Regions from separate parts of the Homo sapiens genome. Here region 2 is linked to region 1. Evidence: read pairs that join two places in POLR2A ChIA-PET (ENCODE). Cell type or tissue: PC-9. All regions are shown on one strand. Each heading gives the region's core, and the rest is flanking DNA. Links, peaks and the distances in the headings are about the cores only.

The links. Peaks named below come from ENCODE experiments on the same cell type or tissue, not always from the same donor. Only the 100,000 strongest peaks of a DNase experiment are listed, where the experiment ranks them.
Region 2: POLR2A ChIA-PET joins it to region 1 with 13 read pairs; 2 of 35 experiments call an interaction of 5 or more read pairs at or near these places.

Annotation. Positions count from the first base shown.
Region 1 is chr5:80,355,585-80,371,897 of GRCh38, reverse strand. It overlaps the pseudogene HNRNPA1P12 and the pseudogene RNU6-211P. Among named protein-coding and RNA genes, the nearest start is that of SPZ1, 44 kb to the right of the region's middle. In PC-9, for the core only: no CTCF peak of the experiment used is centred there; no DNase peak of the experiment used is centred there.
Region 2 is chr5:80,508,504-80,524,816 of GRCh38, reverse strand. FAM151B (family with sequence similarity 151 member B) reads right to left here. Exons shown (of 6, transcript NM_205548.3): 3 at 11,048-11,213; 4 at 4,907-5,124; 5 at 2,679-2,814. Among named protein-coding and RNA genes, the nearest start is that of FAM151B, 29 kb to the right of the region's middle. RefSeq lists an enhancer at 11,067-12,266. In PC-9, for the core only: no CTCF peak of the experiment used is centred there; a DNase peak (open chromatin) is centred at 7,776; H3K27ac peaks cover 689 bases.

The DNA of each region.
Region 1 (16,313 bases), core at 7,347-9,846:
AAGGGCAGCAGGAGAAGTGGTGGTCTCCTTCCTTATTTCCCCCTTTTGAGAATTTCACTTTTTAGTGGGAGTTCTTAGGTGGAGCTTCTGAATTTGTGGGGAATGACTATGGAGTGATTATGAACTCAGATACTCCTGTGGGGAATCCCTAATTATTGGTATCTGTAGGAATTTTTTCTTTTCTTTTCCTTTTTTGAGATGGAGTCTTGCTCTGTTGCCCAGACTGGGCCCAGCTAATTTTTGTATTTTTAGTAGAGACGGGTTTTCACCATGTTGGCCAGGCTGGTCTCGAACTCCTGACCTTGTGATCCACCTGCCTCGGCCTCCCAAAGTGCTGTTATTACAGGCGTGAACCACTGCTCTCGGCAAGGAATTTTTTCTTGAGTGAATCAATTTTCCCAAGAGTAGTAAGTATCCAAATCTCTTGTAGTTGGGGGAAGGGTTGGGGAACAGTGAATGGGTAAATCTTGTCTGCCAGCTTTCTCAGAATCAAGGGATGGAAGAAAGATGGGGTTCCATGTTTGGACGTATAGACTTTCACTTAATAATTTCCCTGGTTTCAGTAGTGTGCCTCCTGCATTACATTTTAAAAAATAATAAAAATGGCAGTTTTGAAAAGGATCCTTTGAGAACAAAAAGTTTTAAAATTTGGCATATCAAAAAACCAAATTCTTGCTATCCTCCCCAAACCTCTCTTGCAGTTTGCTCATCTGAATAAATGATGGCTTCCAGTTGCTCAGCATAAACTTGGGCATCATCCTCCACTCTTTTTTTCCTCTCATGCTTGCACCGGATCAATTAGTAAATCCTCTTGACTCCACCCTCACAATATAACAGCACCTCACCTTCTGGTTCCCATCACCGTCATCTCTAGTCTATTGCAGATTGTTCCACTGACATTGATTATAGATCTGTTGCCAACGAAGAATCTATTTTATCTGCTTAGAAGAATAAGCCATTTCTTGTATTTGTGTTTTCCTGCCATAGTTTCCTTTTCTGGACTTGAAGAGATACTCTAATCTAACTTGTGGTAACTATGAGCCTCGTTCTTGTCTAATCACAGTTTTGGATCTCAGTACCTAGACTTGCCCTGTGCAAAATCCTGGGAGGGAAGGCACTGATAGTGAAGAAAGGAAAAAAGCAAAAGCAGTAAACTACCTGCCTTGTAATCCTGTCCCAGGCCATGCAAACAATTCCTCAGAAAATAAATGTGAATGTCACTGTGCTGGTCATTTGTCCACTTGGTCTCAGACCCATTCTCTGCCCTTCCTTTACTCTGCTCTGGATTGCAGGTCACTGACCTCTGCAAACTGCATTTCCAAACCAGTTCCTCTTTGACAATTGGTTTCTAGTTAGAATTGACCAGTGGGGAGGCAATGACTGGAGATCGGGGGGTGGGAAGGGGGAAAGCCAGGGTATTTCTCCTTCTTTCTCTCTCTCTGCTTTGTGTGGAATCTCAAGCAGGGCTTGGGCCTTTGCCATGGTTCCAACTCTCTCCAGCCTTCCTAAGCTCTGCTTCTACCACTTCCTTCCTTTGTTCCTCCTACCTTGGGAGCAATAGCAGTTTCCTGACATTTGTAAACCCTTTGTTGCCTCACTGACCTCTGGTTCCTCTCAGCTCTCCCATCGCTTTTGTGACCAGGTCCCCATCTTGAATTTCTTCTGTGACGGTACCTTGGTTCTGTCTTCCTGCCTGGGCCTTCAATGATGCTGCCACCTTTCAAATTCCTGCCACATGCTGCTAATACCTGCTCTTAGATCTATGCTTTTAACCAGACTTCCCCCCACCAATGCATTTTAATATTTATTTGCTTTCATATCTACTCTGAAAGTGTAAAATAAAATTATCCACCTTTTATAAAAATGAAATATTTATAGAATCCTACCCTAAGTATTTACTTCTAAAAACCAGAAATTGCAGCTTCCATTTCAGTGAATCTCTATCAAGTGTTGGTATGGAGCTAGACACTATAAAAATATTTTCTGGAACCCTCACTATAACCTGCAAGGTAGTTACTACTCCCTGCTTATAAAAGGAGAAAGCTAAGGCTCCAACATGTTAAGTAACAGAGTTGCACAGCTAGTAGATGGTGAGGTGCAGCTGCACGCTTTCATCTGTGTGCTACAAGTGCTTTCCGCTGCCCTAATCCGCTTTCCTAACTCGCTCCATGCCTGTCATTACGTTAATCCATATTTGCTTATCCTTTTGATCTTAATCGGCACAGTAGGTTTTATTATACCCTTACATAGCAATTTCAGGGTCACGTGAAAAACACATGAATTTAGGAAACATTAAGTACAAACAGAGAACCGATTGTGTCTTGGTTAGATCAATAATTGTACATGGTTGTAAATGTCATTCCAACTATTTGTACACTTGAACCATGGAAACAAAATTATTTAATGAGTTAATTCTATCATCTAAAATTAATAATACATTTTAATACCCTTTGAGTACCACAATAAAGTTATTACAGAACAGGTACTTTCATTTATTCCACAAAAAATGGAGAACCGAAGCAGTTGTTGCTTTACCTAATTATTGAACCTCTGATTTGAATGGAGGAAGCTGTTTCCTGAGAGAAGCGGCCCCTTTTAGCAAAGGAACAGGAGTTGTAATGGAAGCAGTTCCCAGCCACTGCAAGCTTTAAATCCAAAAGGCATCCTAATGCTTTATTTGCCCACAAACACAAAGGCATGCCCACAGTTTGCATGTTATTTTCAAGCTCCATGTCCAAAGAAACTAGAAAAATAAGCATAAACCAAAGAAATGCTGAGGCCAGCATATCAAATGAGAATTAATCACAAATGAGAAAGAATAAATTTCATTTGAAATAGAAAATAAAATGTGACCCTATCTTCCTCCTTTTTACTGTCAAACTCTCAAACAATGGCATTCGTTTTCAGTAGTTAAAATCCTCAGAAGAAATTTGGCCTAATTTCACAGGTAACACTTGCATATATACACATGTAGATTTGTAGCTCGTGGATTTTTCTGTGACAAATTAATATTCCACACTGGTTTCTCCCTGCTGCCTGGCATTCACTGTTGCCAATTCCTTCCAGTCTTGGCTGCCATGTGTTAAGAAATAACAAATAAATAGTAGTATATTGTCAAGTAAAACACAAGCACTCTGTAAACCTCTCCAGTAAAAAAAAAAAAAACATAATCTGATTATACATTTCAAGGCAAAGAGAAAAAATTTCTTAGATGATCTACTGTTCTAAAAATATCTGTGCCCCTGATCCCTTATAATAACAAAGATGATCAGAAGTTAATAAAAATTACCCTGATCTGGTCATTATATGATGTCTGCATGTATTGAAACATCACACTACCCCATAATATGTAAAATTATTATATGTCAATTATAATTTAAAATTAATTAAATTCTTAAAATTTTACATTAATTATCTTTGCTTACCCCCAAGGCAAAGTGAAGACATGTAGAATTTAGTCCTGATTAACTCACAAAAAATGGGGTAAAAATAATCCTTTTTTTAAAATACTCATTTTAACAATAAACAATAAATTTTTACTTTCCCAACAAATTCCTATTTCTACCATTTAATAGAAACATTCTGTTCACCATATTAGGCCATGCCTTTTAAAGTTTCAAATGTTTTCATGTGGAACTTATTATAAAATTATTTTCTAGACTTTTATTGGCTATAATATATATTCATTACTAAACAGATGGGTTTGTTTTTATACTATCTTATTTTTAGATATTTCTGGGAAAGACTTTGCATAACTTCTCTTGATTGAGTGCTGCCTCTAGAATAGCTAATCCTGTCTTATTTACACCAGCACCCTTTTTGCTGGCTATTGGGAATAATGTTGCATGAATTTGGGAGTGCAGATATTTCTTTGAGATACTGATTTCAATTCCTTCAGATATATACCCAGAAATGGGAATTGCTGGGTCACATGGTAGTTTTGTTTTTTGATGAACCATACTGTTTATCTCCTTCACTCTTTATAATTGTATAGTACTTCATTCTGTGGACGTATAACCCATAATTTATTTAGTCAATCTCCTGCTGTTGAATAGTTGTATTGTTTCCAGTATTTTTCTCCTAAAAAAATTCTGCAATGAAAAATCTTATATTGTTTCATTCCTTATGTTTATGGATATATCTGCAGTATAAATTCTCAGAAGTGGAATGGAATTACTGGGTCAAAAGGAAAAGTGAATTGATTAATATATTAGACAGCCTGTTTCCCCACAGACTTGCCGACAGAGTATATTTGCTGTATATTCTATAAACAGAAAGTGATTAAATAAGAATATTTTTACTTCCATTATTAGAACACAAAGTATACTTTTTTATATTTCAAATCATTCTTAAAAAGAATGTGATACTAAATTGTTTTGTTTTGTTAAATAGAATCAGGGTCTATATTGCCCCGGCTGGTCTCAAACTCCTGGACTCAACTGATAATCCTGCCTTGGCCTCCCAAAGCGTTGAGATTACAGTCAGGAGTCACCATGCTAGACCACCAAATTGTTTTTTGTTTTTTGGAGGTTATTTTTGAGATGGAATCTCGCTCTGTCACCCAGGCTGGAGTATAGTGGTGCAATCTCGGCTCACTGCAACCTCTGCCTCCCAGGTTCAAACGATTCTCCTGCCTCAGCCTCCCAAGTAGCTGGGATTACTAATTCTCCTGCCTCAGCCTCCTGGCTAATTTTTTGTATTTTTGGTAGAGATGGGGTTTCGCCATGTTGGCCAGGCTGGTCTCAAACTCCTGACCTCCAGTGATCTTTCTGCCTCAGCCTCCCAGTGTGCTGGGTTTACAGGCGTGAGCCACCACACCTGGCTGACCAAATTGTTTTTAATCAGAGTGTCTAAATACACTCCTATACCATCATACTTATTAATTTCTTTGGGAAAAAAATTAGTACCAGAAATGATGTAATATTTTATGTGCCTATTCTCTTTATTTATGTTTTAATTCTACTTAATAAATATTGTTACTTACCAGTCCAAGCTCAAAAAGCATGCATAAAATATGGTTTTTAGCCGCTGATGCTAGACAACTTGAGAAATTTAGGGACTTATTGTTTTTCAAAAGAAAATTTCTTATAGTATAACTAAATTTTTAAATTTGGTTTTTTATGCATGCTTTTTGAGCTTGAACTAGTAAGCAACAATACTTATTAAATAGAATTAAAACATAAATAAAGAGAATAGGCACATAAAGTATTACATCATTTCTGGTACTAATTTTTTTCCCAAAGAAATTAAAGAAGTATGATGGTATAGGAGTGTATGTAGACACTCTAATTAAAAACAATTTGGTCAGCTGGACACAGTGGCTCACACCTGTAATCTCAGCACTTTAGGGGCCGAGGCGGGCAGATCACAAGGTCAGGAGTTCGAGACCATCCTGGCCAACATGGTGAAACCCCATCTCTATTAAAAATACAAAAAATAGCTGGGCATGGTGGCAGCTGCCTGTAATCCCAACTACTCAGGAGGCTGAGGCAGGAGAATCGTTTGAACCTCGGAGGCGGAGGTTGCAGTGAGCTGAGATTGTGCCATTGCACTCTAGCCTGGGCGACAGGGCGAGACTCTGTCTCAAAAAAAAAAAAAAAAAAAAACACACACATACATTTAAAAAATTTAGTTATACTATAAGAAATGTTCTTTTGAAAAACAATTAGTATACGTCCCTAAATTTCTGAAGTTGTCTAGCATCAGTGGCTAAAATAATATGTAAAAATAAAAACAGAAAAAAGAGCGGTAGTCAGTAACTCACCACTTAAACGTACAGCTTAAAATAGAATTTCCTAGGCAATTCTATAGCACATACTTATGGAAAATGTTACATTCAGCAGTCAGAACTGGCCCTGGATCATCAAAACAGTGGTTATTACCATCATTTATTAACTTGAGGCTTCTCAATTCAAGATGCTGTATAAATTGAAGACATTCGTTTTCTACCCAAAAAAATACCACAATTTGGGTTGAATTCTAGCTCTACCACTTGCTGCTTGTGTGACCTTAAGCATATCAACCACTCCAAGCCTCAGTATTTCCACCTATAAAACAAGGCTGCTGTGCTCACTTTGGCAGCATATATACTAAAATTGGATTGATACAGAGAAGATTAGCATGGCCCCTGCACAAAGATGACATGCAAATTTGTGAAGCATTCCATATTTTTAACGGACAACCTACAGAATAAGAGAAAATTTTTGCAATCTATCCATCTGACAAAGGTCTAATATCCAGAGTCTACAAGGAACTTAAACAAATTTACAAGAAAAAAACAAACAACTCCATTAAAAAGTGGGCAAAGGACATGCATAGACATTTCTCAAAAGAAGACATCCGTGCAGCCAACAAACAGATGAAAAAAAGCTCAACGTCACAGATCATTAGAGAAATGCAAATCAAAACCACAATGCAGTACCATCTCATGCCAGTCAGAATGGCAATTATTAAAAAGACAAAAAACAACAGATACTGGTGAAGTTGCGAAGAAAAAGAAACACTTCTACACTGTTGGTGGGAATGAGATTAGTTCAACTATTGTGGAAAACAGTGTCGTGATTCCCCAAAGATCTACAAACAGAAATACTATTTGCTCCAGCAATCTCATTACTAGGTATATACCTGAAGGAATAGAAATCATTCTATTATAAAGATACATGCACGCATATGTTCATTGCAGTACTATTCACAAGAGCAAAGATATGGGATCAACCCAAATGCCTATCAACAGTAGACTGAATAAAGAAAATATGGTGCATATACACCACGGAATACTATGCAGCCATAAAAAGGAATGAGATCATGTCCTTTGCAGGGACATGGATGGAGCTGGAAGCCGTTATTCTCAGCAAACTAGTGCAGGTACAAAAAACCAAACACCACATGTTCCGCAAGTGGAACAAGCTACCGCAAGTGGAAGCTGAACTATGAGAACACATGAACACATGGGGGAGAACGACACACACTGAGGACTGTTGGAGGTGGTTGCAGGGGAGGGAGACCATCAGGAAGAACAGCTAATGGATGCTGAGCTTAATACCTGGTGATGGGTTGATCTGTGCAGCAAACCACCATGGCACATATTTACCTATGTAACAAACCTGCACATATATGCCAGAACTTAAAATAAAAGTTGATTTTAAAAAATAGGGCTGCCAGGCATCGTGGCATATGACTGTAGTCCCAGCTACTCGGAAGGCAGAGGCCTGAGGATCACTTGGGCTCAGGGGTTCCAGGCTGTAGTGTGCGATGATTGTAACTGTGAATAGCCACTGCACTCCAACCCGGACAACATAGTGAGACTCCATCTCATAAAAGAAAGGCTAATAGTAGTAGCTACTCCACAGGATAGCTCTTTTTGGAGAAAATTTAATTGGATAGTACTTATAAAGTACTTATCAGAGTGTGTAGTATATAGCATGCCTTCTACTAATAGTAAGAATAATGAACGTTCTCTGATTTCAAGTTTTTCCAACATATTATGTTGCATTGGTAATCCTTCATTAAAAAATGTACTTGGCCATTTGAGGTGGCTTACACTTGTAATTCCAGCAATTTGGGAGGCCATGGGGGGAGAATCACTTGAAGCCAGGAGTTCAAGACCAGCTTGGGCAAGAAAGTGAGACCCTGTCTCTACAATAAATAAATAAATAAATAAATAACCGAGTGTGCTGCTGTGTGCCTATAGTCCCAGCTACTCAGGAGGCTGAGGCAGGAGAATCATTTGATTGCCCAGGAGTTCGAGGCTGCAGTGAGCTATGATCATGTGACTGCCCTCTAACCTGGGTGATAGAGCAAGACCCTGTTGCTTAAAAAAAAGGACTTAAAAATTTTTTTTTTAACCTTACACAATCTGATGTGAGAAAGACTGCCTCTGAAGCCCAGGAAATTTGAGTAACAAACACAGATTCTTGGCCCAATGGTCTAGTACTCTAGATCTCTGGTTTTCAACCTGAGTTCTGTAGAATCCTAAGTTTGTTGTTGTTGTTGTTGTTGTTGTTGGCTTTTTTTGAGACAAAGTCTTGCTCTGTCACCCAGGCTGGAGTGAACTCACACAATCTCGGCTCACTGCAACCTCTGCCTCCCAGGTTCAAGCGATTCTCCTGTCTCAGCTTCCCGAGTAGCTGGGATTACAGGTGCCCGCCACCACACCTGGCTAATTTTTGTATTTTTAGTAGAGCCGGGGTTTCACTATGTTGGCCAGGCTGGTCTTGAACTCCTGACCTCAAGTGATCCGCCTGCCTGGGCCTCCCAAAGTGCTGGTATTACAGGCATGAGCCACCATGCCCGGCCCAAATCCTAAGATTCTAAGGAGGTTCTTTAGAGGTTCGCAAATATTTGATTAGAATTTTACATTAAAACTCTGATTTAGGGCCAGGTCTGGTGGCTTATGCCTGTAATCCCAGCATTTTGGGAGGCCGAGGTGGGCAGATTGCTTGAGGACAGGAGTTCGAGACCAGCTTGGCCAACATAGCAAAACCACGTCTCTACTAAAAATACAAAAAATATTAGCGGCGGAAATGGTACACACCTATAATCCCAGCTACTCAGGAGGCTGAGGAACAAGAATTGCTCGAACCTGGGAGGCAGATGTTGCAATGAGCCGAGATTGCTCCACTGCACTCCATCCTGGGTGACAGAGCAAGACTCTGTTTCAAAATAAATAAATAATAATTAATTAAAAAATAAAACTATGATTTAGAAAACAAAATGAATTCTCAATATGTTATACAGAAATATCCTGGAGGTTACCAACAAATTGATACTTACACTACCAGATAATTCATTTTGTATAGACCTCAGAATAAAGCTTCCTCTGCTGTCTGTTTAATTGAAGAGTATCAAGAAAATCGAGCTATTAAATATCTGCTAGAATGTGAATGAGTTAGAATGTCCCCCACACTTTATAGCCAAAACAAATGCAGATATAAATTATATGCGAAGGCCATCTATAACACTTGATTTCATATTTGGTCTGATTAAAACAGCTTTATTGTTCTTGCTGATTCATTTGCTAAAAATAAATGCTGTACTTTGGCATTAACTAAATTCATGCTATAAAACAGCTCATCATTAGATATTGTGTGCGAAAAAACAAACAATCTCCTGGTTAAGAGTGTACGGAGCTGGGCGTGGTGGGTCACGCTTGTAATCCCATCACTTTGGGAGGTCGAGGTGGGCAGATCGCCTGAGGTCAGGAGTTCGAGACCAGCTTGGCCAACATGGTGAAACCCCTGCCTCTACTAAAAATATAAAAATTAGTGCATCGTGGTGGCGGGCACCTATAATCCCAGCTACTGGGGAGGCTGAGGCAAGAGAATTGCTTGAACCCAGGGAGCTGAGGTTGCAGTGAGCCAAAATTGCACCATTGCACTCCAGCCTGGCAACAGAGCAAGACTCCATCTCAAAAAAAAAAAAAAAAAGCATGGAAAATGCTTCTCAAACAAACTGTAGAAATGTGTTTAGAATAGCAAAAAAAAAAAAAAAGTTGATTTTATAGGTACAGATTTTTGATGGAGAAGAAAAAGCAGGCAAACGAATACTAACAAGAAAATATGAGCTGATAAGATGGAAAAAATAAGAATTTAATAAAGCTTGCAGTCAGGTGTGGCACCTCACATCTGTAATCCCAGCATTTCGGGAAATGAGGTGGGAGGATCACTTGAGTCTAGGAGTTAGAGGCCAGCCTGGGCAACATAGTGAGACCCAGTTTCTACAAAAAATATAAAAAATGCCAGGTGTGGTTGCGTTGCCTCTAGTCCCAGCTTCTTGGGAGGCTGAGGCAGGAGGATGGTTTGAGCACAGGAATTTGAGGCTGCAGTGCGTCATGACTACTTCACTGCACTCCAGCCTGGGTAACAGAGCAAGAGGCTCTCTCAAAAAAAAAAAAAAAAAAAAAAATAGGCTGAGCATGGTGGCTCATGCCTGTAATCCCAGCACTTTGGGAGGCCGAGGTGGGTGGGTCATTTGAGGACAGGAGTTCGAGACCAGCCTGGCCAACATAGTGAAACCCTGGCTCTACTAAAAATACAAAAATTAGCCAGGCATGGTGGTGGGTGCCTATAGTCCCAGCTACTTGGGAGGCTGAGGCAGAAGAGTCACTTGAACCCAGGAGGTGGAGGTTGCAGTGAGCCGAGATCTGCCACTGCACTCCAGTCTGGGCAACAGAGCAAGACACTGTCTTAAAAATAAATTAAAATAAATAAATAAATAAATAAATAAAATAAGATAAAGCTTGCGGTTAGATCATGTAGAACAAATGTACAATTGAAGATAAATGTGTGCATATATATATGTATATATGTATATGTGTGTGTGTGTGTATGTACAAGTAAAAAATGTGGAATGGGCCAGGCATGGTGGCTCACACCTATGATTGCAACACTTTGGCGGGCTGAGGTGGGTGGATCACTTGAGTCCACAAGTTCGCAGTCAGCCTAGTCAATGTAGTGAGACCCCATTTCTATCTAAAAGAAAGAAAAGAAAAGAGAGAGATAAAGGAAGGAAAGAAAGAAGAAAAGAAAGAAGGAAAAAAGAAAGAAAAAGAAAGAAAGAGAAAGGAAGGAAGTAAAGAATGAAAGAAAGAAAGAGAGAGAAGGAAGGAAAGAAGAAAGGAGGGAGGGAAGGAAGGAAGGAAGGAAGGAATGAAAGAAAGAAAGAGAGAAGGAAGGAAGGAAAGAAGAAAGGAGGGAGGGAAGGAAGGAAGGGAAGGATAGAAGAAAGGAGGGAGGGAAGAAAGGAAGGAAGGGAAGGATAGAAGAAAGGAGGGAGGGAGGAGAGGACAAAAGTTTGCAAAATTTGATAAAGAAAATACAACATCATATAATTGTTCCTCACACCTATAATATTTGTAGTTTATAGAATAAGCAAACAATTTCCCTAGTGGCATGGAAAAGGGAGAGTTTAAATTATCTCTGACTACACATTTGTGGTCATGATGAGGTACCAAGGGATTTAGAATTAGGTATTTTTCTTAAAAGGTTAGGCAGGCAGAGGAGGGCAGGGAAATGAAAGGAATCAAAATTCCTGGACCATGAAGCAAAGCAGCTTTATGAGGAGGTTTAAGCACACTAAGACTCACCTGTTTTACTTCTCCTAAGAATAGAAATGGACTGCACAGTCAGAATAGTGAAAGAAGCACATAGCTTCAAATGTGAGTTGTAGCTTCTTTCTACAGAGAGGAATCTTGAGATTGATTTGGGTATCAAGACTTATGATTTGAAGCAAAACGTCAAATAACCATTAGAAGAAGAGCCAGCACGCTGTAACTTTCCCCCATAAATATAAATGTCATATTATTTGAGGAAAATTCTACATTCGATTGCAAGTAAATCATACACCACCAACCTTTGCATATCCTGTAAGTCACAAGTTACTAGATATATATGATAAGCCCAGAAGCCAGCAATCATATTAAATTAAAAAGGGCTGCCAGGTGCGGTGGCTCACACCTGTAATCCCAGCATTTTGGGAGGCCGAGGCGGGTGGATAACTTGAGGTCAGGAGTTCGAGACCAGCCTGGCCCATATGGTGAAACCCCATCTCCACTAAAAATACAAAAATTAGCCAGCGTCATGGCGCACACCTATAGTCCCAGCTACTTGGGAGGCTGAGGCAGGAGAATCGCTTGAACCCAGGAGGCAGGGGTTGCAGTGAGCAGCGATTGTGCCACTGCACTCCAGCCTGGGCAATGGAGTGAGACTGTCTCAAAAAAAAAAAAAAAAGGGCCTAGAAGAAAGGCATGCACAACAGCATATTAATTAACACTACAAAGGAGATTTTAGGATTTTTTTTTTTTTCTGCCCATGGACACCGCCGAAGAAGCATTGTTAAAGTCTCTCTTCACCCTGCCGTCATGTCTAAGTCAGAGTCTCCTGAAGAGCCCGAACAGCTGAGGAAGCTCTTCATTGGAGGGCTGAGCTTTGAAACAACTGATGAGAGCCTTGAGGAGCCATTTTGAGCAATGGGGAATGCTCACGGACTGTGTGGTCATGAGAGATCCAAACACCAAGCACCCCAGGGGCTTTGGGTTTGTCACATATGCTACTGTGGAGGAGGTGGATGCAGCCATGAATGCAAGGCCACACAAGGTGGATGGAAGAGTTGTGGAACCAAAGAGAGCTGTCTCGAGAGAAGATTCTGAAAGACCAGGTGCCCACTTAACTGTGAAAAAGATATTTGTTGGTGGCATTAAAGAAGACACTGAAGAACATCACCTAAGAGATGATTTTGAACAGTATGGAAAAATTGAAGTGATTGAAATCATGACTGACCGAGGCAGTGGCAAGAAAAGGGGCTTTGCCTTTGTAAATTTTGACGACCATGACTCCATGGATAAGATTGTCATTCAGAAATACCATACTGTGAATGGCCACAACTGTGAAGTTAGGAAAGCCCCGTCACAGCAAGAGATGGATAGTGCTTCATCCAGCCAAAGAGGTCGAAGTGGTTCTGGAAACTTTGGTGGTGGTCGTGGAGGTGGTTTCGGTGGGAATGACAACTTTGGTCATGGAGGAAACTTCAGTGGTTGTGGTGGCTTTGGTGGCAGTCATGGTGGTGGTGGATATGGTGGCAGTGGGGATGGCTATAATGGATTTGGTAATGATGGAAGCGATTTTGGAGGTGGTGGAAGCTACAATGATTTTGGCAATTACAACAATCAGTCTTCAAATTTTGGACCCATGAAGGGAGGAAATTTTGGAGGCAGAAGCTCTGGCCCTTATGGTGGTGGAGGCCAATACTTTGCAAAACCACAAAACCAAGGTGGCTATGGCGGTTCCAGTAGCAGCGGTAGCTATGGCAGTGGCAGAAGATTTTAATTAGGAAACAAAGCTTAGCAGGAGCGGAGAGCCAGAGAAGTGACAGGGAAGCTACAGGTTACAACAGATTTGTGAACTCAGCCAAGCACAGTGGTGGCAGGGCCTAGCTGCTACAAAGAAGACATGTTTTAGACAAATACTCATGTGTATGGGCAAAAAACTCGAGGACTGTATTTGTGACTAATTGTATAACAGGTTATTTTAGTTTCTGTTCTGTGGAAAGTGTAAAGCATTCCAACAAAGGGTTTTAATGTAGATTTTTTTTTTGCACCTATGCTGTTGATTGCTAATGTAATAGTCTGATCGTGATGCTGAATAAATGTCTTTTCTTTTTAATGTGCTGTGTAAAGTTAGTCTACTCTGAAGCCATCTTGGTAAATTTCCCCAACAGTGTGAAGTTAGAATTCCTTCAGGGTGATGCCAGGTTCTATTTGGAATTTATATACAACCTGCTTGGAGGGAGAAGCCATTGTCTTCAGAAACCTTGGTGTAGTTGAACTGATAGTTACCGTTGTGACCTGAAGTTCACCATTAAAAGGGATTACCCAAGCAAAATCATGGAATTATTGGTTATAAAAGTGATTGTTGGCACATCCTATGCAATATATCTAAATTGAATAATGGTACTAGATAAAATTATAGATGGGAATGAAGCTTGTGTATCATCCATTATCATGTGTAATCAATAAATGATTTAATTCTCTTGAAAAAAACAAGGAAGGAGATTTTAGAACAAATACTATTTAAAGCTTATTTGCATTAAACAAGATTACATACAAAAATCTGTCTTAAAATCTTTACTTTTAAAGTTATATATACTGTTACAGAAAGATGTCCAAGATATAGTGCCCTTGATAAAGGCAGGATACAAAATGGATTGTTCATTTTCATAGAATATATAAATAAAATAATACGTAGGCCTCAATTAATGACTTTAAATTGTTCCTGAAGATCTTGCCATTAAGTGAAAAAGTATTTTCATTCATTTTAATGGAGAAAAATTATGATCACAGTGTATTCCATCCCAAGACATCCAAACAATTCTTACAAATAGAAAAATCAGAACAATGAAAACAAAATGGTGTAAGTAATAAAAAGTGTTTGAAGGTAAATAAATACACTTTGAACATAAAGTGTAGTAAATGAAACTGTGTCATATTCACCAAAAGAAGAAGCTTCCTATTATGATGGAAGAAGGAAGTGGAGTTTTTCTTTGGAAGAGGGTGGAGAAGCAGATCATTAATTTTTAAGCGGCAGCTCTTTGTGGGTTCATGGTTATCTTACACTCAAACAGCTCACAACCAACTGGAGAGTGGTAGCCACTATTGTAAAAAACAGTTTGAAATTTGGAGATAGATAGATAGATATAGATATAAAACACAAAACTTAACAGTGGGGTTGTCAGACATGGGATTATTAGCCACTTTTACTTTCTATACTATATATCTTATAAAATTTAAGATTTACAATGAGCATGTATTTTTGTTCGCAGAAAATAAAAGCTGAAGAAAAAATTGTTTGTTGTAACATGTAACCAAAGCTGATACTCTTGTTATATATAAAGCTAATATATATAAACTGACAGGACTGGCTATATAATTTGTGGAGCCCCATAATTTCTGGAGCCCAGTGCAAAATGAAAGGTGGAAATTTTTGTCCTAAAATTGTTAACAATTCTAAGATGGCGACAGCAGAGCATTAAACCAAGTTCGAGGCCCTTGTAAGTGTGGGACCCAGTGTGAATACACAGGTACGGGCCCATGAAACTAGCTCTGAAAATTGATACGGAAAACACAAAGGCTTTAGTATACAATGGAAAAAGGATATGAAAAGACAATTTATAATACAGGAAGTTAAAATGATTAGTAAACATATAAAATGTTCAAACTCACCAGTTATCATAGAAATGCAAATTAAAATAACATGCCATTTCTTCCCTATCAAATTGAAAACAATATATTTTAAATGATAACACCTAATGTTGGCCTGGAGGGTAAAATGAGTATCCCATTCATTCCCAGGAGATTCTAAACTGAAATAATCCTTCTGAAAAATGATTTGATGCTATCAGGAGGTCTAAAACATTTTATAACCTTTGAGTAGTTCTTTTAGAAATTTAAGGAAATAACATGAAATAAACACAAAAATATATAAACAAAGATATTTTCACCAAAGTATTTGAAGCTGAACATTAAAAACATGCAATAGATTTTTTAATTTAAGCATTAAATATGTCTACTATAACTAAATAATTTTCACATTTATAACCCAGAAATTCCATTTCTACTTACCTACCCTGAAGAAGCATATATTAAAGGAAATTCATTGCAGCAATGTTGGAATAGGAAAATAATGGAAATAACTCAGGACAATGACTAAATAAACTCTGATATTTTCATACTGAGGACACTTCTACGTGGGAGTGGTGTTCGAAATTCTATTGATACCTATCTTTACACCTAAACACTTTAATATTTGAAAAAGGAGACATTTTATTTATGTATTGCATGCATAATTAAATTAAATTATATGTTTACGTTTTTAAAGATGGAGAAAATGCTTATAATGTGATGTAATGTGGGAAAAAAGCAGAGAACTCAATTGTGCATACACCATGATGTGGAATGTATAGAGAAACCTCTAGAAGGGTACAACCCAGAATGTTATCAGTAACTGGTTGCCTCTAGGTGGGAGGATTACGTTCGTTGTGTTTTGTTTATTCTTTGTGCTCTGTTTCTTTCATACTTTCCTTTTCTTTTTTTTAACCATAAGCATGTATTGTAACAAAACAACGACAAGGACAAAACTACTCTCTCTCACCCACCCCCCAAAACCCAGACTCTAATATATATGAATCTTCTGGATCCAAGTCGTTGAACCTGATCTTGAAGCATTAGAGATGCATGACTGAGCAAATATAGAGCAAAATATATTAAGCTGATGCATGTGATTTTTTTAATAAAAAAGAGATTACTGTAAGATTATTACATTTGTGAGCCTAGTTTCAAGTTAGACTAACATAAAACACCAACACATTTAATATCTAATCTGTAATAACCATAGAATTCATTCATGATTACATAAATAAACATAAGTAATATAACATTCTAGACATCTTTGAGGGTTTTTTTTTTTTCCAAAGAAAGGGAAGTGCAAAAGAACCTCTCAGTTTTCGACACCCTCCTAGTATGTTGGTCTAAATGATGAGAAAATATACCAGTGGAGAAATGGGTATTGCAAAAGCATGAAACTGTTAGCGGATGCAACAACTCTTGGGAATGAGACTTGGAAATAAGAGAGAGAAAGCGAGAGATTGAGAGAGAAGTTAGGATAATTAGGAGGCTCCTGAAGAAGAGGAGGGTCGGACAGAGATGGTAAGTCTAGTGTTTTCCAAATGACCCAGTGACTACCACATAAGGCCATTGTGAAGGTTTCATGGACTAATGAATGTCACATGCTTCCTATAGTAGGCACTCAGTAAGAGTTAACTAT
Region 2 (16,313 bases), core at 6,252-8,751, 150 kb before region 1:
ATTAAAACACCTGGGTCCACCATAAAGACAATTCTAACCTTCAGTCTTTTAAAGTAGAAGCATATTATCCAGATTTTGTTATCTGAAACACTGTTATCAGCCTACATTGCTTTTACCATAAAAAGTATAGTCTACATAAATATTTCAGTGCTAAGTTTTTAAAAAATAAATGGACTTTTCCTTCCTATCTCAAACAATATAAGAACCTCTAAGTCTGTAGAACTAATGATAATGTTCTGTAGTTTTTTTCTATGGAATAATTAGAAAAACAAGCAAACTCCAGAACTTTGGAGGATGAATATGATTCTCAAAACCAGTAAAATGAGAGTAAGTAGGTATCTTTAAAAAATAACGAGTAGATGAACTTGCAGTTACACAAGATAATAAGTCTAGAGATCTAATGGACAGTAGGAGGACTATAGTTAATATTGTTGTATTTGAAAAATTTGCTAACATAATAGATTTTAGGTGCTCTTATCACACATATGACTATGTGAAAATCAATGTGACATCATCAAAAATGAAAAAAATATACCCAAATGGAATATAGGCTGGGCTGAATTCTCTCATAAATGTGGCCATAGTCATATGGTACTTGTGCACATGATTATCTGAGTATTATGTCTCCAAGAAAATAGAGTCCATCTATATTGTAAATGTTTCTCAAATGAGGGTAAGAAAATATATTCTCAAAAACTCTAGAGTTTTCCATGAGAACTGAAAATTTTAATTAAATGTAATGCTTTAATTTCAATAATAATCTTTAAAAAATTAATACAGTATGCTATTTGATTTCAGTGCACTTCCCTGACACTAATGAAAACAAACAAACCTAGAGGCAGAGTTAATAAATAAATGATGTGTTTGCAAAAAGAGAATGTCAAATAGCATCACGGGATACTTTAACAACGAGGGTTGCCCCATAATTGTTTGTAACTAAGAATCTGACTGGAATAGTGTCTGGTATCACCTAATATTTCTCTTTAAGCATAATGCTAGCAGCCACTGATTCAAACTACTCTAAGCTCAATTCATCTACAAATATTTTTACACATCAATTTTCCCACATGCAAATGGAATCATACTATACCTATCATTCTGCATCTTAATTTATTCAGTTAATAATATATCTTAGAGATCATTCCATATTAAAACATAGGGTCTCCTGCATTATCTATAACATATAATATTCCATCATATGGGTGTACCATAATTTATTCAACAGTGTCTGACTGATAGATATTTAGAATGTTTCAAGTCTTTTATTAATACAAACGATGCTTCCAGAATATCCTTGTACCTATGTCTCTGTGCTTATGTGAACGTCTATTAGTAAGACACGGTCTCATTAGTGAAATTCATGAGTATATGCCAAATTTCTCTCCAAGGAAATTATTGATCAGTTTATACTCCAGCCAAAAATGTATGAGTGTCTTGCTTCCACTATTCTCTGCAACATAGTGAATTATTAAACTGGGACTTTTTCTGGGTAATTTGTAAAAATCCTTTATTTGTCAGAATTCTTAACATTTCTCTGACATACACATTGGGGGTCTTTTTACTAGTTGCTTTCCATTTTTATGTATTCAAATGTATCAAAATTCCTTTTACAGGCTTCTGGGTTTTGTGCCTTACTACTAAGAAAGGTCTTCTCCATTCTGAAACTATATTTAAGGAATCATCCCTTGTTTATTCTTTATGCATTTACTGTTTGATGTTCAAATCTTTAATTCATTGGGAATGTATTTTGGAGCAAGGAATAAGCAAAGGTGTCAGCATTGTTTTTCCTACATAGCCTGTTGTCCTAAAACCAGTTGCTGAACTTCTTGCTCCAAAGATCTGAAAAGTCAGCTTGTTTCTACACTAAGTTCCATGATAGATTCTGGACTTTTCCTTTTGTTCTACTGATTGATCTCTTAAAAGAAAAAAAAATAAAATTTTTAACATCTGTACTTTTATAATCTATTTAAATATTCAATAGGTGGTCCAACTAATTTTTATTACATACCAAAATAAAACTTTTATATAAAAAAGATTTCTGAAAGTATTATTTTTGAGACAGGGCCTCGCTCTGTCACCTAGGCTGTAGTACAGTTGTATGATCTTGGCTCACTGAAGCCTCGGCCTCCCAGTTTCAAGCGATGCTCCCACCTTAGCTTCCCGAGTAGCTGAGACTACAGGTGCTTGCCACCACGCTCGGCTAATTTTTTAATGTTTTGTAAAGACAAGTTCTCACTAAATTGCCCAGGCTGATCTCAAACTCCTGGGTTCAGGGGATCCTCCTGCCTCAGCCTCCCAAAGTGCTGGGATTACGGGTGTGAGCCATCACACCTGGCTGATTTCTGAAATTATGATGAAATTTAAAAAGAAGCTAATTTATCCACTCATAATTTTTTGTGAATATATAATGAAAAAGACAGCTAACACTTACTGAGCACCTACTATGTACAAAAACTTTTGTGAGGAATAGGGGTAAAATATACGATGTTAAGTAAGTTAAGGTTCATCAAGGAGCTCCAATCCGGTGAGGGAGTCTGTGCGCTTATATCATCAGTTTTCATTCCTTTTCTGTCTACCTTTCTCTCACACACACTGTCTTTAAATAATCAATTTTCATGCCCTTTCTATCTCTGTCTCTCATACACACTCACATACACATTTGTTAAACTATTACATACCTGTTTGATTTCTTTAACAGCCAAAGTAACTGAGAACAAGACTGCCTGACTAATGCTGCTCTGACAGGGAACGTTACAGGCTGACTTAGTTCATTACATATATATTCCATCTCTTTCACCATTGTCCAACTGTACCCTTAAAAGAAAAGAAAAAAATTTAACTTTATTGATTGAAATCTTGAAAGACAATTAAATAAAAGACTAAATTACCTATAATTAGGTAAAACCATAGATAATTCATAGGTAATTCATAATACTTTCCATTTGGATTCTAAGTCAATTAAAATGCTACTTAATGTGAAAAAAAACTAAGTGGAAAATGGAGATAAAAAATCATTCCACAAGTGACCTAGAGCAAATTTAACAAAACATTAAGGCACTAAAAAGGTTTTACTAATCTCTCAAGCACAAGAAAAAAAATTTACACCACTAGATTTTATTTACTTTAAATATTTTAAGGCTCTTCTTTTAGGTACACCTGCATCATTATTATTCTCTATAAACTTGGATTTCCTATTTTTGTTAAATTTTCTTTTCCAAGAAAGGTTGCTTTGGGGTATATGCTAGCTGTTTAAGTGATAGTTAACATCAAATCAATTTTCTTTTTGGCTTGCCCAAATTACCTGTATATTTTACTTAAAGTAGAAATAGTGGTAAAATTGACTATATATGTATATATTTTACATATATTTAAATCATGTTAAGACATTGTGGGCCAGGCATGGTGGTTTATGCCTGTAATCCCAGCACTTTGAGAGGCCAAGGTGGGAGGATAGCTTGAGCCCAGGAGTTTGAAACCAGCCTGGGCAACTTAGTGAGACTTCACTTCTACAAAAAAATTTAAAAAGTAGCTGTGTGTGATGGTGTATGCCTGTGGTCTCAGCTACTCTGGAGGCTGAGGTGGGAGGATCACTTGAGCCCAGGAGGTTGAAGGTGCAGTGAGCCATGATGGTACTACTGCACTCAGCCTGGGTGACAGAGCCAGACCCTGTTTTTTAAAAAAAAAAAAAAAAAAAAAAAAAGGCCAGGTGCAGTGGCTCATGCCTGTAATCCCAGCACTTTGGGAGGCCAAGGTGGGTGGATCACTGGAGGTCAGGAGTTTGAGACCAGCCTGGCCAACATGGTGAAACCCCATCTCTACTAAAAAACAATACAAAAATTAGCTGGGCGTGGTGGCGCCTGTAATCCCAGCTATTCAAGAGGTTGATGCACGAGAATCACTTGAACCTGGGAACCTGGGAGGTGGAGGTTGCAGTAAGCTGAGATCACACCACTGCACTCCAGCCTGGGCAACAGAGCAAGACTCTATTTAAAAAAAAAAAAAACCACATGGAAAACACACTTGCTTGTTTCTAAATAGCTTGAAAAAAAAGTATCTATGTATATATAGAGAATATATATTTTTATATATAAATAAACTATATACATAATAAATAAATATATATATATATACACACACATATATATATATGCACACACTTTTTTTTTTTTTTTGAGACAGAGTCTCACTCTGTTGCCCAGGCTGGAGTACAGTGGCACGATCTTGGCTCACTGCAACCTACGCCTCCTGGGTTCAAGTGATTCTCCTGCCTCAGCCTCCCGAGTAGCTGAGACTACAGGCACACACTACCATGCCTGGCTAACTTTTGTATTTTTAGTAGAGACGGGGTTTCGTCATGCTGGCCAGGCTGGTCTCAAACTCCTGACTTCAGGTGATCCGCCCACCTTGGCCTCCCGAAGTGTGGTGATTACAGGCATGAGCCACCACGCCCGGCCAGAATATATCTATTTTAAATAACTCTATACTCTATCAAAAGCAAGTTGTAAAAAATATTGGTCAGTCAGTAAAGGAACATTTTACAGAAATCTTAAGTGAATATGTTAGTTTAGCAGCTAATTTCCTGATAAAAAGAAGGGACGTGTTCCACTTTCCTTTAAAATCTGGAAAATTATATTTTTAAAAATTAGAAAAAGAGATTGCTAACAGAAGCTTTACTTATATGACTATAAATGTGTGAACTCTCTTAAAATCTGCAGCGTCACCAGTGAACATGGCATCTATCTGAAAGAGCAGATGGAAGGGTCTGCACATACCTGAAGGGTCAGGCCTTTTTTTCCATCAGGCTTAGATTTTGTAGAATGGGTTTTGGTCTTTGTATTAAAGATGTTATTTTTATACCTGGAGGATATTTTAATTTGACCAAGAAATACATTATTAGAATTATTACCTTCATTGACTTTCTCAGGATGCCATCCTGTTGTCCAACCCAGGGAAAACGTCACGTCTGGAAAGAAGGATATCACGGTGTCTAAAAATGGTTTTGCATCTATTACTTTGCTATTTCCATTTGGACCAGGAAGAATATCGGCATTAATCCATACAGGACGCTTCAGATGCCTCTTCACATTTTCCAAGAGCATCATGGATGGTTCTACAACTGCCAGACTAAAAACATAATTTGTTGTCAATGAGATAGATTCTTTAGGTAAAGTAAAAAGAAGTTCTTTTAGACTAGTGGTCTCAATGTTCTCAAATTCATAATCAAAATACAATAATGTCTGGGTTAAATAAAATCAAAGATCGCATAGCACCAGAGGGAAAAGCTAACATATGCCATATCTCTAAATGTTGAACTGTGCTTATTATTCATGAATATACCTTAAAGAGTCTATAAATATATGAATAGTGGTACTACTTGTGGACAAAATAGAGGTTTCAAAACTCCATATTAGGATCACTTGGTGTGAAAACAGTTTTTTAAAAGACACAAATATTCACTCGTTCCAGAATGTATAAATAAGATAAATGAAATACACTTAATAACCTGTAAATTCACATTTATGAAATACCCAAGTGGATCCAAGCCCTGTATCTCTAATTCAGGCTCATGACCCTGGAGAATAAAAGTAGCTTCTTTCCCTTATGTATTCTTGGGTGAGTTTGGATACATAAACAATTCTAAAAATGACTGTAAAATATAAAATTATAGTATTTCCTTCAAGTTTCTGTTTCATTTTTCTTCTTTTATTGTAAGAACCTTTTCTGAAAATTAGAAATACGTATATTTTAGTTCAAATTTAAAAAGCAACTTCAATCTTTTTACTTCCCTACAGATATTCTAGCTGATAACTACAGACTTTGAAACAATAAGGTTTTAATCAGCTTCCATAATTTTTACTTGCCTATGTTCATTTATAAGAAAATTACCTTGTAGTGAATATCATAATGGGAGGCTATGAATTTTGGAGATGGATACTGGAGGGGAGAACACTCACCGACCCCTCCTCACATTTCCCTCTCTCTTCCTAAGAGACGGCAGTACTTCTGTCTATGCTTCTACCTCTCTTGTCTCCACTCCTTTTGGGCCTCCTACTCTAAGAGAAGAAATTTAAATAATCTCATTATTTATTGGGTTATGTTTACCAGTGAGCAAGGATACTATGTACTAAAACCAGAGGAACCCAGGCTCTATCCCTTAGCTTCTAGCCCCTTTCCCTCTGCTGCCATGTGGTACGCTTCCTTCTCACTCTTCTGCCCCTGAATTGGGGAGGGCCTAGATTTTAGTGGATTAATAAACCTTAATGCTGGACTCTGCAGACATTAATTTAGATGTTGTCATTTGTCTCTTTTAAATTCTCCCTGCCTTGCCCTGTGTCAACACCATGTTAAAACCACAATTCTGAGATCCAACACTGTACTTCCTACAAAATTCCATTTTTCGTAGCAAGCAACTTGTACCTGTGACTCCAAAGCTTGCTTGTCTGTCAGTCCCATAGCAGCAGCCAAGTCCCCATGAGGTGCTGCTCTTCATGGGTGGAGTAAGGAAAAACCTTGAACTAATCCATGCATGCCTCCTGCCAAGCTCCTCTTTTTCCAAAAAGGACTCTGATTTCTTAAGAAATCTGGTGTCTTATGGAAGCTGGGTTAAATACTAATTTCCAGTTTACATTTCAGGAGGGAGCCTTTTAGGCTTTCTCAATTTAGTAAGTTGACATAGAGTGAGTGGTTTAAGATTGATTCTTCATCTGATAATATCCAGTTTCTTTTTTTTTTTTTTTTTTTCTTTGAGATGGAGTTTCGCCCTGTCACCCAGGCTGGAGTGCAACGGTGCGATCTCTGCTCACCGTAACCTCTGCATCCCGGGTTCAAGCCATTCTCCTGCCTCTGCCTCCCAAGTAGCTGGGACTATAGGCATGCGCCACCACACCCAGCTAATTTTTGTATTTTCAGTAGAGATGGGGTTTCACCATGTTGGCCAGGCTGGTCTTGAACTCCTGACCTCAAGTGATCCACCTGCCTCGGCCTCCCAAAGTGCTGGGATTACAGGCATGAGCCACCGCACCTGGCCAATATCCAGTTTCAAACAGCGTATTCTCCCACAAATCGAAATTCCACCAGTGTTTACTAAGTGCCTACTACATGCGAAGCACTGTGCAGTTAAACATAAGGAACTATGACAAAGAACACAGTGAAGCAAGAATTTAGTACATTTATTCCATTTTATATGTAAATATTTTAATTATCACTAATGTAGACGAAGGATAATGATATTTTCCCTTACCAGAAACTTAAAATCTGCGGTTAAACAAATTTAAAACCTCACTAAAGAACCAAAAACTTTTTGTTGTTGTAGTTCTTATTTTCTAAAACTTGACGAAGTAATTCTAAAGTTCTTCTGGAAGAAAAGGTGTAACATTTTGTGGGAGAAAAAAGAACTGAGAACAAACTTTCCTAAACAACAAAATAAAATCTACAGTAGTCCACCTTATCTGCAGGGAATATGTTCCAAGACCTCCAAGGGATGCCTGAAACTACCTAGCACCCAACCCTATATGTAGTCTGTTTTTTTTCCCTACACATACCTATCTCTGATAAAGTGTAATTTATAAATTAGTCACAGTAAGAGATTAGCAACATAAACTAGTAATAAAATAGAACAATTATAGCAATATACTATAATAAAAGTTATGTGAATGTGGTCTCTCTCTCTCTCTCAAAATAGCATACTGTACCGTACTCACCCTTCTTCTTGTGATCTGTCAATCTGATAACTGTGACGGCTATTAAGTGACTAACAGGTGGGCAGCATATATGGTGTGGATACGCTGGACGAAGGGAAGGGATGAGTCACACCCCAGCTGGGATGGAATAGGAAAGTACCAGATTTCACCACACTGCTCAGAATGGTGTGTAATTTAAAACTTATTGTTTATTTCTCAAATTTTCCATTTAACACTTTTAGACCATGGTGTACTGCAGGTTACTGAAACTGCAGATAACAGAGGACTACTGTATACTACAAGAAATAACAGACCAAGCCTGGAAGACTCAATATTGCATGTATTATAAAATGACACATCCTTCTAAATTAATCTATAAATTCCATGTGATTCTAATTTAAAATACAGTGGCCAACATTCTCAATTCTTACATATATTAGTACTAAGTTTCCATAAGGAAGTACCAAAGCTTCACCAAGATGATCATCCGAAGAGGAAAGTCCTGGTGAGACTACTACTGAAAATTGCTCCTTGGTGGTATTTATTTAAGTCTCCTGAAAAGAATATAAACTTAGTTATTATAGAATATATTTTTTTCCTAAAAAGTTATTTGTAAATCAAACTTCTAAATATCATACCCTGTTTTCCTATTAATTTCATTTAAAAATTGGGAATGATAAAATAAATATCGTACTTAAAATTGTAACAAACTATATAAAATTGCATTGTTTAAGGGAAAATAATTCTTAGCTAAAACGCTGAAGAGCTTGCTGAGACTCCAGATAAAATTTAAAAATATAATACTTTTTTTTTGAGATGGCGTTTCACTCTTGTTGCCCAGGCTGGAGTGCAATGGCATGATCTCGGCTCACTGCAACCTCCGCTTCCCGGGTCCAAGTGATTCTCCTGCCTCAGCCTTCCGAATAGCTGGGATTACAGGCATGTGCCACCACGTCCAGCTAATTTTGTATTTTTAGTAGAAACGGGGTTTCTCCATGTTGGTCAGGCTGGTCTAGAACTCCTGACCTCAGGTGATTCGCCCACCTTGGCCTACCAAAGTGCTGGGATTATAGTCATGAGCCACTGCGCCCAGCCAAAATATAATACTTTTTATTTGTGTACCAAACAAAGTAACTTAGAAGCACAAAACAAGAACTACTAAAACTTAACTAACAGGTCATTCAGCTGCTCTTACAAAGGGAGTGAGTGCAGCATTCTGGTTAAAAGTGTGAACTCTCCAGCCAGGCTGACAGCTCTCTAGTTCCACTAACAACTACGTGACAAGCGGGCTCCTCAGCCCCTCCATCTCCATTGCCTCATCCGGAAAATGAGAATAACAGCAATAACCTACCTCTTAGGATTGTTACGAGAATTTAATGAAAAATACATGCAATGCTTTTACAACAGTGTCTGACATGTAATAGGTGTTCACATACCTATTAGTTTATATTGAATCCCCTTCAAATATGTTATGACTTTAAAAAAAACTTGCAAAATCTTTGTTTCAGAGGCTCAGCGCTTTTGTGCTAGCTGCTAGCACTTAAGAATGAATGAGCTGATCTGACTGGTGAGAAGCCAAAGAATATGTCCCAGGAAACAATTCAAGGGGCAATAGTAAACATGAAAAACTGAGCACGTGACATCAAGGAGATCTAAAAGTTTAAGCCATCAAGCACTAAAGATCAAATGCTTTATTTCATGATATAGAGAACACTGGACTGGCTTCAGGAGAATTAGGATCTGGTTGTAGCTTACCTGTCAAAGCTTACCTGTTACCCTCAGGTACATCACTTAACCTCTCTGGAACTAAGTTTCTTTGTCAATAAAATGAAATTGAACCATTGATAACTCAAAAAGTTTATGATTTTTTATTATTTATTTATTTATTTATTTTTTTGAGACAGAGTTTTGCTCTTGTTGCCGAGGCTGGAGTGCCGTGGCGCAATCTCAACTCACTGCAACCTCCACCTCCTGGGTTCAAGAGGTTCTCCTGCCTCAGCCTCCCGAGTAGCTGAATTACAGGTGCGCACCACCATGCCTGGCTAATTTTCTGTATTTTTAGTAGAGAAGGGGTTTCACCATGTTGGCCAGGCTGGTCTCAAACTCCTAACCTCAGGTGATCCACCCGCCTTGGCCTCCCAAAGTGCTGGGATTACAAGCGTGAGCCACCGTGCCCGGTCGAAAAAAAAGTTTATGATCTTAAGATAGTTCTTTAATTCACAAGACCCTGTCAATCCAAACTCCTGTATATCAAGATTTTATACATCTATTCATTCACTAACGGTATAATAAGGTTTACTGGTATATTTTGCCCCATAACAAATGGTTAGAGTCATCTTAAGAATCCTACAAGATTCCAAGTCCTTATTAATTTCTTGAGATAATTCTATTTAAAAATATTACTCAGAGATGAAGTAGGCTTACTGCCAATCCTAGATTTCAATAGCAGCTGCCTTCATAAGCTTTACAGTGTGCTTCTGAAGTGTTGCTGTATATTTCTGGCTTTCTTTATCATTTTTACACTGCTAAAATACTACAAAAGTAAAATTTCCTGTGATGGCCACAGTGAAGGAAATGACAGCTTACTCTTGCTCTTCAGTATTAATGCCTCCAAATATTATTATTATTATTATTATTATTATTATTATTATTATTATTATTTGAGAGGGAGTTTCACTCTTGTAGCCCAGGCTGGAATTCAATGGCGTGATCTCGGCTCACTGCAACCTCCGCCTCCCAGGTTCAAGCAATTCTCCTGCCTCAGCCTCCCCAGTAGCTGTGATTACAGGCGCCCACCACCATGCTTGGCTAATTTTTGTATTTTTAGTAGAGGTGGCGTTTCGCCATTTTGGTCAGGCTGGTCTCAAACTCCTGACCTCGGTTGATTCGCCCACCTCAGCCTCCCAAAGTGCTGGAATTACAGGCTGAAGCCACTGTGCCCGGCTGCCTCCAAGCATTATTTTTAAGAAACACTTTGGTTATTGGAGAATTCTAAATAATTCCCTTTACAAATATAATAACATAAATCAAATAGGGTATGCATTAACTAGCTCAATGAATTTCTCCCAGCTCTCTCTCTCCTGGGTTACTTTTTAACATATGTAGCATTTTTAATTTACCTTTCTGTTGTCACGATGGTCACTTATGATAAATTCCTTTATAAAAATTAATCTAACTTTTGCCTTTAAGGGTCTCCAAAAAACAATTTTAGTAAATAACTCAGTGGGTCTTAGGTTCATTTAGGTTCAGTCCTGAAATATATTAGAGTCTACAATTCCATTTTCAGTTTGGATAACATTAAAAAAAATAGGTAGTCAGGCACAGCTATTACTTTTTTCCCAGAAAATTGAACGTGTTTATACAAATACCTTTTGAAATCCAGCTTGATGCCTTTATTGCTTTTCATAACTTCAGTCAGCCACTCCTGTAGAGTATTATCACTGTTTGTTTCAGGGGGATGGGCCATAATTGGCTGGCTGTGTTCTGATCCATCACTTGGAAGAAGGACATCAGCCTCTATCATGTGAGCAGTACCTGTCCAAATAAAAGAACTTCAGTTAATGCTAAGAAAACAGGGCACAGAACTACAGGAGGCACCATGTTCAGTATCCTTTTGAGGAAGATAAAAAAAAAGGAAAGAAAAGTAACACTCAGTGAGCGATTATCCCATGCCAGGCAGTATACAAGGTCCGTACACATTCTCCCTATTTTTTAGATTAGCAAACAGATGTCAAGAAGTTAAATGACTTTCCCTAAGTTACACAGATCTTAAGCTGTTGACATACAAATTCTGAATTTCTTTCTAATACCAGCAAAGTACATACATAATGAAAGGCTTAATAAGTATTTGCTGAAGCTTTCTGGGAATAAAAATCGTACTTTTATCTTCTCACTCCTCAAATTAGAAATTATGGATATTCATTGCTCATGTTTGAAAATCTACATTAAAAATTCACTTCTTTGACTTACGGTTTAGTTACTGCTTAAAAGCATACATCCTTTGAACAGGTAAGGAGCTTCAGCAGACATGGTGTAAGTATGTTCAGCAGGCTGTGACAGACTGACTCCAAGATGGCTGCCAACAACTCCTCCAGGACATGCATACCGCTCTTCCCATCAACATCCTCTTCCCTGCCTCTTCAGCTGGGCAGGTCTTGTGATGGGTTGGGGCCGTAATTCCCCAAATGCCATAATCTCGAATTTTGAAATCCCAGAAAATCAAAATCCCTAAAGTCTAAAATCCCCAAAATCACAATCCCAAAAGATCAAAATCCTGAAAATATTGGAAAAAATAATTTTAAAAATTCTTTAAAATGCATTTACTTACATTTTTTTAAATTTCTTTTTTTTTTTTTTTAGAAACAGGGTCTTACCCTGTCATCCAGGCTGATGCAGTAGCAGCATTATACTTCACCGAAGCTTTGACCTCCTGAGCTCAAGCAATCCTCCCGCCTCAGCTTCCTGAGTAGCTAGGACTACAGGTGTGTGCCACCATGCCCAGCTGATTTTTTTAAAAAATATCTGTTGTAGAGACAGGGTCTCACTATGTTGCCCAGGCTGGTCGTGAACTCTTGGGCTCAAGTAATCTTGCTTTGGCCTCCTCAAGTGCTGGGATTACAGGCATGAGCCACTGTGCCAATCCTGTTCATTTTTAAAAGGGCATTTATTTGAGAAACCTATGAAAACATGGCAGAACACTTCAGAGGCCACTTTACACAATAAAATAGGCAATAATAACACACATTTTTGCAAGCATAAACACCCAGGTATATTAATCAGTTCAGAGATATAACATGAGCAAATGAACTGTAATCATAAAGAAATAGCTTAAATAACTGCAGTCATCTGAAATAACTTGATGAACAACCTAAGTCTTTTGACAAGATCAGTCAAAAACTGTGATGGGTTGCCATCATACACATAGTCACCCAAAGAACTGTGATCTTGAGAAATTTTATCTTTCACAAATGCAGATGTACAAATGGATATCTCTTCATTTCCTGTGAAAGTTTCAACGTTTTTATCAATAAGCGCAATGGTTACACACAAAGTCAATGTTGTGAAAATGCAGCTCTGTGGAGTCAAATTTGAAAAAAATGCATAAAACAAATTAGAACACTCTAAGAGTCTTTATACAATCTATACCTCCAATACCAGAAACAATGCAAAGATGAATTATGTAGCATAGTGAATTATAAAAAACAATGCTGACCATTTAAAATAGTGGAAATGGCCAAGCATGGTGGCTCACGCTTATAATCCTAGCACTTTGGGAGGCTGAGGCAGGCAGATCACCTGAGGTCAGGAGTTTGAGACCAACCTGGCCAACATGGAGAAACCCCGTATCCACTAAAAACTCAAAATTTAGCCAAGTGTGGTGGCAGGCGCCTGTAATCCCAGCTACTCAGGAGGCTGAGGCAGGAGAATCACTTGAACCCAGGAGGCGGAAGTTGCAGTGAGCTGAGATTGTGCCACTGCACTCCAGCCTGGCCAACAGAGCAAGACTCCTGTCTCAAAAAAAAATTTTTTTTAAAGATAAATAATAAAATAGTGGGCAAAAACGAAAAAGAAGCTTTGACACATGAAAAAAGTGGGATAGATGACAGGTAATCGCACAAGTGTACTCCATAAGAGGTGGCCAACCTGCACTGCAATAAATAGTTGCTTTCTTCTTTCCTTTTTTTTTTTTTTTTTTTTTTTTTGAGACAGAGTCTCACTCTATTGCAACCTGAAACTCTTGGGCTCCAGGGATCCTCCTGCCTCAGCCTCCTGAGTAGCCAGGACTACAAGCATGCACCACCACACCCTGCTAATTTTTCTAAATTTTTAGTAGAGATGAGGTCTCACTGTGTTGCCCAGGTTGGTCTCAAACTCCTGGACTCAAATGATTCTCTCACCTCTGCCTCTCAAAGTGCTAAGATTCCAGGTGAGAGCCACCACACCCGGCCACATTTTTTCTTTTAGGGCATGAGTCTCCTTGGAGGATACATTCAGATTCATTTTCTATGTGGCGCTGTTTTTTCTCAACTTCTTCTATGATTTGATATGCACCTGCATGAGTATTCCCTATTAAACTTTCCGATCTTCTGTGCCATGTTTCTATGCTGTTTTGGGTATGTGGAAATCCATTTCACATGCACTTATATGCAGATCACAAATTTGGTGGAAACAATACTGATGGTCAAACAGCAACTCCAGGGCATGTCTTCTTATCCGACCATGCACGTCATTATCTTCAAACCAGTCAGTAATTTCTCTGGCTTCTTCATGCAAATGCAGCTTTAATTTACTAAAAGCTCCTAGAATTTCATCAGCGGGAAGGAATGCCAATACAGATCCATAAGGCATTTTAAACTGAAGTTTTTGTCACTGCCATCTCACGTGACCAATCCACTCATCTGAGTTTTCTGTTAAAGGCATCAGGCTGAATGAAAAAGACAAACTTTACTGGTAACAACTTGAAATTCACTCTTATAAGCCTTGATTGCACCTAATTCTAAATCTATCATTATAGTTTGGGGATTCAATTAGATATTAAGGATTTTAGGCTATGGATTTTGATCTTTCAGCATTTCAACACTTGGGATATGGCATTTGGGATTGTGTCTTTTGGGATTATGATTGGCACCACTTGTGATCTGCTTTGACCAACAGAAGGTAGTGGAAATAAAACTGTCAGTTCTAGGCCTAGCCTTTAAAACTGCTGGCACCTTCAGTTTTCTTACTCTTGAAATCCAGCCACCATGTAAAGACATTCATGCAAGATTACCGAAGACTGAGAGACCACATAGAGAGAGAGAAGCCACGTGGAGGAGAACTAAGACTTCCTATCTGACAGAGAGCATTAAGGCCACTGACATATGAGTGAGGTCATTTTAGAATTTCCAGGCCCAGCTGGGCACCCAGCTGAATGCAGCTACATGAACGTCCTAAGCCCGTACTACATGCAACAGAACCACCAGCTGACCCATAAAATCATCAGAAAAAAATACAGCACTGCTATTTTAAGTCACTCATTTTTGGGTATTCTATTACACAGCAATAGATAAAAAGCAATAGGTAGCTGGAAGTGGAGTGTTGCCATATCAAAAACCTGAAACATGTGGCATTGGCTTTGTGACCTGGTGGAGGCTAAGAAAGGCAAGGAGGGAACTGTTCATGGAAGCTGGAAGAGCAGTGCAGAAATTCTTACTGGAAGCTTGAGAACAATAAGCTCATTTTATTGTTTTCCATAGTGGTAAAACTTCTGGCAACACTGTCACTGTAGCAACTGGTGGAAGATAGACAGGATACCCAGTGAACCTGTGTATTTGGCTAAAGAGGTTTCCAGGGGAAATGGTGAAAGTGGCAACTGGCTTCTTTTAACTGCTTATAATAAAGAATGAGAAGAAAGAGCTAAGCTAAATAATTAACGTTTCAGATTTTCAGCAGCATATAGAGAAAATATTTCCAAATCAGGACTTTCTGAATTTGAAAATAAAACTGTTTCTTATTCCTGTCCTCTCCAGCTGGCAAGAGATTCTCAAAGTAAGAGACAGTCTCGGGCCAAAATTTAAATCTAGGGTGTTGCCTGTCTTAGTCTGTGTTATACTGTGATGACAGAATAACACAGACTGGGTAATTTATAATAAACAGACATTTATTGGCTCACCATTCTGGAGGCTGGGAAATCCAATATCAAAGTGCTGATACTTAAAGAGGGCCTTCTCACTGCATTTTCATCTGGTGGAAGGCGGAGCGAGAGAACACCCACTTTCCAAAGTCCTTTAAATATGGCATTAAACCCACCCATGAAGGTGGACCCCTCATGGCCTAATCACCTCGCAGCAGTGTTACACTGGCAATTAAATTTCAACATGAAGCCAGAGTGGTGGCTTACTCCTGTAATCCCAGCACTTTGGGAGCCAGAGGCAGGAGGATCACTTGAGCATAGGAGTTCAAGACCAGCCTGGGCAACATAGCGAGACCTCATCTCTACTGGAAAAAAAAAAAAATTAGCCAGGCATGCTGGTGGCACACGCCTGTAGTCCCAGCTACTTAGAAGGCTGAGGAGGGAGAATCGCTTAAGCCTAAGAGGTCAAGGCTGTAGTGAGCTGTGATTGCGTCACTGCACTACGGCCTGGGTGACAGAGTGAGACGTTGTCTCTTAAAAAAAAAAATTTCAACATGAGTTTTGGATGGAACAAACATTCAAACCATAGCACCAGTAAAACATGGCCTCAGTGTCAATATCAAGCCAAGGGTACAACCATATGACCCTTTATTAAGCCCTCAGAAAGAAGGTGCCTCATGTAGCCACATAGCTAGATATGGAATCTTCTGGAATCTTAAGGGTGTTGTCCACTGCACCTTAACTTGCATACCAAAGTAGAGAGAGGTCTACCTCAAAGAGACGGGGGTGTGGCTTCTGATTAAATTTAATATATTAAAAGCCCACTATATTTTTAAGGGAGATATAACTACTTGGACACAAAAGGACAGAGATAGTTCAAAACGAAAAGAGGTCTGTGGGCTCCCAAATTTCTACAGGCAGGGAACAGGCTAAGAAAGCTACTCAGCTGCAAATATAAGCCAATTTCCAAAAAGCACACAAAGAGATGCTCACCAGCATTAGTCTTTAGGGGATGCAAATCT